Regions from separate parts of the Mus musculus genome. Here region 1 is linked to region 2. The links are chromatin contacts, found by Hi-C or POLR2A ChIA-PET in ENCODE. All regions are on one chromosome and are shown on one strand. The core of a region is the stretch at or near the end of the contact, and the rest is flanking DNA. Distances in the headings are between cores, read along the strand shown. Region 1 holds the start of Tmem41a (transmembrane protein 41a). Region 2 holds the start of 1300002E11Rik (RIKEN cDNA 1300002E11 gene).

Region 1 (2,700 bases), core at 153-2,652, 150 kb after region 2:
GCGACCTAGAGTTTGGGAAATCAGGTGGAGGCGTGGGTTCCAGAGAAAGTTCGAAGTGTGTCTTCCTTGCAGAGTTAAGTTTGTAAACAGGTCATCTGGCCACCAGACATTGAAAGAACTCAAGATGACAGCTGACCCAAGATAAAACAACAGAGGCAGACAGGAGAGCCCTGGAGTGGGAACAAGTGCCCTGGGCTGGCACCCTCACTCTACAGTGTTCCTGTTGTGTGACCTTGGAGTGACCACGGGTCTTGTTTTCCTTGCCTAAAAAGGGTCTGGTGCTGGATAACCACTACACACCCTCTTCACTTATTTAGGGGTTTTAAGATGGAACCCCACAGCCTCCACCATGCTGAGAGCATCGGCTCCAGCACTGACTTGCATCCTCGGTCTCTTTTTATCTTGTCCGAAGACACAAGTATATTCATCTCCAGGCAACTGCATATCATCATGAATTGCCGTCCTTTCTAGGAGACCCTCTCCCAAGCAAACACACAACTATTTAGACAGCATGTTACCCAGATGTACTAGGCAAAAAACAACAATTTCATCACTTTAAAAGAATCCCCGTGGACACATACCTCCCATCATAATAAATACAGCTTTCTTGATAACATGGCTGGAGGCCAACCCTTTCCGAGAGCCTCCCTCTTCACCCTGCGCTAGGCCTGGTACACCGTGGATCCCGTCCAAAGGTCACAGAACAAAGACTACCCTGCCTCTGCCATCTCAACAGTTCTTTGCTCCAGCAGAGATAAACTATGAGCAAGCCCCTCCTAGTTCTCATGAGTACCTCTGACATCCACAAGAGAGTTTTTTCAGCTCCACAAAAAGACAATGGTAACTGAAAACAACTCGAATGCAGTTAACGCCTCTTGGTAATGCGGCAACGTGCCAGACACACTCTATGCACTTTCAAAGTAATAAGCAGCAGTCGGAAACCCGACCGACAAGCCTTCTGCCTCGCCCAGCTGTCATGGGAAGCAGAGACAGGCAGGAAGAGGGCAAACTGGATCATAGCCTCGTCACTCCAAGTCCGGGCTGCACCTCTGAAGACTGGCTGCTGTGGTAATTGGGTTGAGGAAGGAGAGCCACGGTAGCCGAGATGGCTGGGGCTGGAAGGCGACCGCGTGTGCAGAGAAGTGCAAGGGCCCCCGAGGCATCACTGCCAACCCTCCGACCTCCTCCCAGGCCACCGCCCGGTGTCCTCCCTCTCACCGGCCTTCGGGCTCCCCGGCCGCCGCCAGCCTCGGCCCCAAGGGCAGCCGCGTGGAGAGCAGGTATAATGCGAAGGTGCAGCCTCCGAATACGAGGAGCAAGCCGAGCAGCGCGCGCATGCCGCGGCCTGGCCGGAGAGCGCGCTCCCCCCGTGGCAACGCAGAGCCCTCCCCGTGCGCCGACTGGGCGGGCGGAGCGCGTTCTTGGACGGGCAGGGCGTGGCCCTCGCAAAGCTCCGCCCTCGGCCCGCCGCAGGCCCCGCCCCCGCCAGGGACTGATCGCTCTAGTCTAAAGTGCTCCTGCTGGCTCTACACTGAACACCTCCAACGCCTTCCCTGTGACAGAGCTGGGAGATCTGGGGCTGAGTTGTGAGCCTGCCACAACCTAGCTTGCAGCATGGCGGTCAGTCTTGTCCACAGTCTGTCCCACAAAGCAAATGAAGCCAACAAATGTGAGACTGACACCGATGGTTGTGGAAAGAAGGTAATGACCACCACAGAAATAAACAGACATGCCTTCTATTCAGTACCTGAAGTGTGCTCATTATCCCCAGTACTCATAAACACATTTCAGTGTGCCTCAACGGATGAAAACGCTTACTGCCATAACTCTTGTGTAGGAGCTAGCGTGCACACACTAGCTGTAACACACATCTGAGTCTTAGAAAGAGTCTGTGGTGCTAGACATGGTGTTCATGTGACTGACCCCAGCACTTGAAGAGAAGGAAGGCCCAGGGTTCAGTCATCTTTAAATACTAAGCAAAAATTCAGAAAGGGGCAGGGTAGCCGGGTAGTGAGAATGACATCTCTCAAAAAGAAAACCCAGATTCAAAACTCCAAAACTAGTGTGGTCCTTGCACTGTGTGGAGTCTGAAAGAGGTGAGCACTGCGTTTACTCTCTGGATGAGCAAGCAGAGGGGCAAGTGAGATGGCCCTAAGTAAGGCAACCTTCAGGGAAGCCGAAGGTTTGGGAGAAATGAATGGCTATTGTCCACTTGGAGAGTGCTAGAAGATAGTTTGGGCAAGGGACCCCAGGAAACTGTGGGGAGATGAGCCTGGCAGCATTCAGTAAGAACCATTCTGCTAGGCAGACATCGTGTTGTGTGTTTGCAGTCCCAGCACATGGAACCCTGAGGCAGAATGGAGACTGAAGACAGCCTGGGGTTACAGTGACAAACTGTCTTCAAAAAACAGGGAGGAGGAGAAAAGGAGGGACAGTGTCCGTTCTCCTTTGAGAATGTCAGAGCAAGTGGTTAGAGTAGGCTCCAAGTTAACAGTAAATACCTCAGGTTGCGGGGAGGGAGGGACGGAAAGGACCACGGCAGTGGGAACAGGGCAAAAGGGACAGGCTGCACAGTGGGGATGAGAAGTGACAGCACATAGGACCGACCCATTGGGTGAGTTCTTCAGAGTCAAAAGGCATGAAGCACTTCAGAGCACTTCTTTGGTTCAAACAGGGAGCATGCATCAAAGACCTAGCAAG
Region 2 (2,700 bases), core at 58-2,557:
TCATCTTTCTAAACAACAAGTTGAGATGTTTCTTTGAACCATTGTCTTAGTCAGGGTTTCTATTCCTGCACAAACATCATGACCAAGAAGCAAGTTGGGGAGGAAAGGGTTTATTCAGCTTACACTTCCATACTGCTGTTCATCACCAAGGAAGTCAGGACTGGAACTCAAGCAGGTCAGGAAGCAGGAGCTGATGCAGAAGCCATGTTCTTTACTGGCTTGCTTCCCCTGGCTTGCTCAGCCTGCTCTCTTTTAGAACCCAAGACTACCAGCCCAGAGATGGCCCCACCCACAAGGGGCCTTTCCCCCTTGATCACTAATTGAGAAAGTGCCTTACAGTTGGATCTCATGGAGGTATTTCCTCAACTGAAGCTCCTTTCTCTGTGATAACTCCAGCTTTGTCAAGTTGACACAAAACTAGCCAGTACAACCACCACAGAGGAAATGAAACCATGCCTAGTCAGTGGTAGTACATTCATAGCCTGCTAACCTTCTGGAACTGCAGAGGTCTGTAGTTTTGTTCCTATTAACCAGTTAAAAACAAAGACAGCTCCCTGCTTTTCTGGGTCAGTATGAGGTTTGTGGACACACACACACACAGAGACTTTCTTATTGATGAGTATGTCTACTTTCAGGGACAGCCTGAGGTCTGTCATTATAGTCCTGGTGCCTCTCCTCCCCCCCCCCCCCCTTAGCAAGGTAACTCAGCAAATGTTTTCAATCAAGTTGAGATATCAACCTGTCTGTCTGTCGGTCTGTCTATCGAGGAGAAGGTACCCAGTATCATCAGCTAACCACTGAACAAAAGTAGTTCCAGTCTGCTATACACGTATGTGTTCCAGTGCGGAAACAAGAGAGTATATCACATCATTAGAAAAAAAAACAAAACAAAAAACCTGTTAATGTTCATTGCAGTATGCTGGAACGTTCTATGCATTACCTCAAGTAACACAACAGCTTCAGGTTGTGGGTACTGGTGTTTTACACGGTTGGGACAGGTTGCCCTTGTAACACAACACCAATACCCTCAGAAGTGAAAGGGGCAGCACTGCAGCCAGCAATCACAATCTCAGAGGCCGACACCCGGCAGAGACGTGGGACTCGACAATCTCGTGATTTGTCCAAACGCCCCGCTAATTCGGATTGGAGCGGTAAATTTCAGCATGGACGAGTCTGTAGAATAAAGGAATTGGGTCACTCAGCCCAGGACCCGCAAGCTAAAACCACGGGAGCCCACTGCTGAGCCGTGTGTCGGAAGTGACGTCATACGCGGAAGCTGTGGAGGCAGAGGTGGCGCCTGCGCATTGGGGTTGCGCTGGGGTGGGTGTCCAGCGCTGTAGGAGGAACGCGGTGGGAGGAAGGCTTGCGGGCGTGCGGACTCGGCTTCGGGCCGAGCGCTTTGAAGAAGTAAGTCTTCTAGGAACCTAGCGGCGCTAGAGGGAGTTGGCGACATGGCTTTTGGGGCAGCTGCGGTGCGCTCAGCTGGGCTCGCTGCCTACTCCTGAGCCCGGGATGGAGTAGGGGTCAGCGACCCGGTCTCCTATAGGTCTTGGGAGAGAGAGGTGGACACCTGCTGGAAAGGGTTTGGACAGAGTGCGAAGCCCGACTGGCGCAGCTGCTGAGTGCATCCCGGGTGTCAGCATCCCGCCTCTGCAAACGCGACTCCCGGTTACTTTGCTTGCCCCCTCCCTGCCCTATGACGCGGGTGCAGAAGAAAATCCTGACCCGTTTTGTTTTAAAGTTAGTGAAATGTACAAATGGGTCCTAATCTCTTGGTGGAGAGGATAAGGCGCTTGTCTGGCTTCTTGAGGCTGCCTTTACTTTTCTGGGAAGAACTGTGCGATACCAGGGAGGTTATCGAATAATTAGCCGCGGTTGTCGCACCGTACTGGTAGCTGGTGTTATAAATGCTTTCTTTTTAGCAGTGTAAGTTTTCTTTTTCTTAAAGATTTATTATGTTGGTAAACTATTTAAAAGATGGATAAGAGTTACAACGAATATAAAAACAGTAATTTATAAATATGTAGTCGGGCTCCACCTGCTGTGTATAGACCCAAGGAACGATTGTAGCAGCTCCCAATTCCCCCCCCAACCCTTGAAGATTAAAGTGTTTCCTTTGTTAAAGGCGCCATTAAATATTATGAAGAGTGTACATATGCACCCCACAAAAAACAAGTATTGTAACCACCAAGTTTGGGCTATCAAATGAAATACAGTGCAGATGCTATAATGTGCTGTGTAATCAGATCTCAGCAAGAGTCACCACCTACGCGTAGCCCCAGGAATGTGGCTGTGTGCACGGGCTATCAAATAAAAGGCAGATCTTGAGAGGTTCCCAAAATGTGTCATTAGATTGGATAGAGTGGGGTTAGTAGACAATGAATTTATGTTGCATGGTTGTGTTTTCCCTAAGAAACTAGTAAGCATCTTTTGATTTTAAATCGGAGCTTTTCTTCAAGTCAGTTGAACACTCCAAAAGTAAACCGCTTTTTTTGCAGTAAAAATTTATGTTTGTTCACGTTTAAATCTTTTCACAATTCCTGGACAGCCCTGAGATTCTACTCACCCCCATTTTATATGCTGTTACTGTGCCACTGAATTAGAATATATTTAAATATGATAAATGTCATTGAACTTTTGAAATCTTCTAGGTATTATTGTTTTCCTATAGTCTTGGCCACTTTAACCATGTTCAGAGTC

What was found. Hi-C counts contacts between places; a loop is a spot of excess contacts on that map. ChIA-PET counts read pairs that join two places held with the same protein, here RNA polymerase II (POLR2A).
Region 1: a loop to region 2 is called in a map of heart, with 2.6 times the contacts of the local background. The contact joins the promoter of Tmem41a here to the promoter of 1300002E11Rik in region 2. A Hi-C loop is called at or near these places in 3 of 37 maps with a recorded cell type or tissue (all heart). POLR2A ChIA-PET finds 5 or more read pairs at or near these places in 1 of 5 experiments (embryonic stem cell).

The regions. Positions count from the first base shown.
Region 1 is chr16:21,946,150-21,948,849 of GRCm38, forward strand. It overlaps Tmem41a (transmembrane protein 41a), which reads right to left and starts at 1,403. Exons shown (of 5, transcript NM_025693.4): 1 at 1,219-1,403; 2 at 1-5. The coding sequence starts at 1,337.
Region 2 is chr16:21,793,040-21,795,739 of GRCm38, forward strand. It overlaps 1300002E11Rik (RIKEN cDNA 1300002E11 gene), which reads left to right and starts at 1,308. Exons shown (of 3, transcript NR_037958.1): 1 at 1,308-1,407.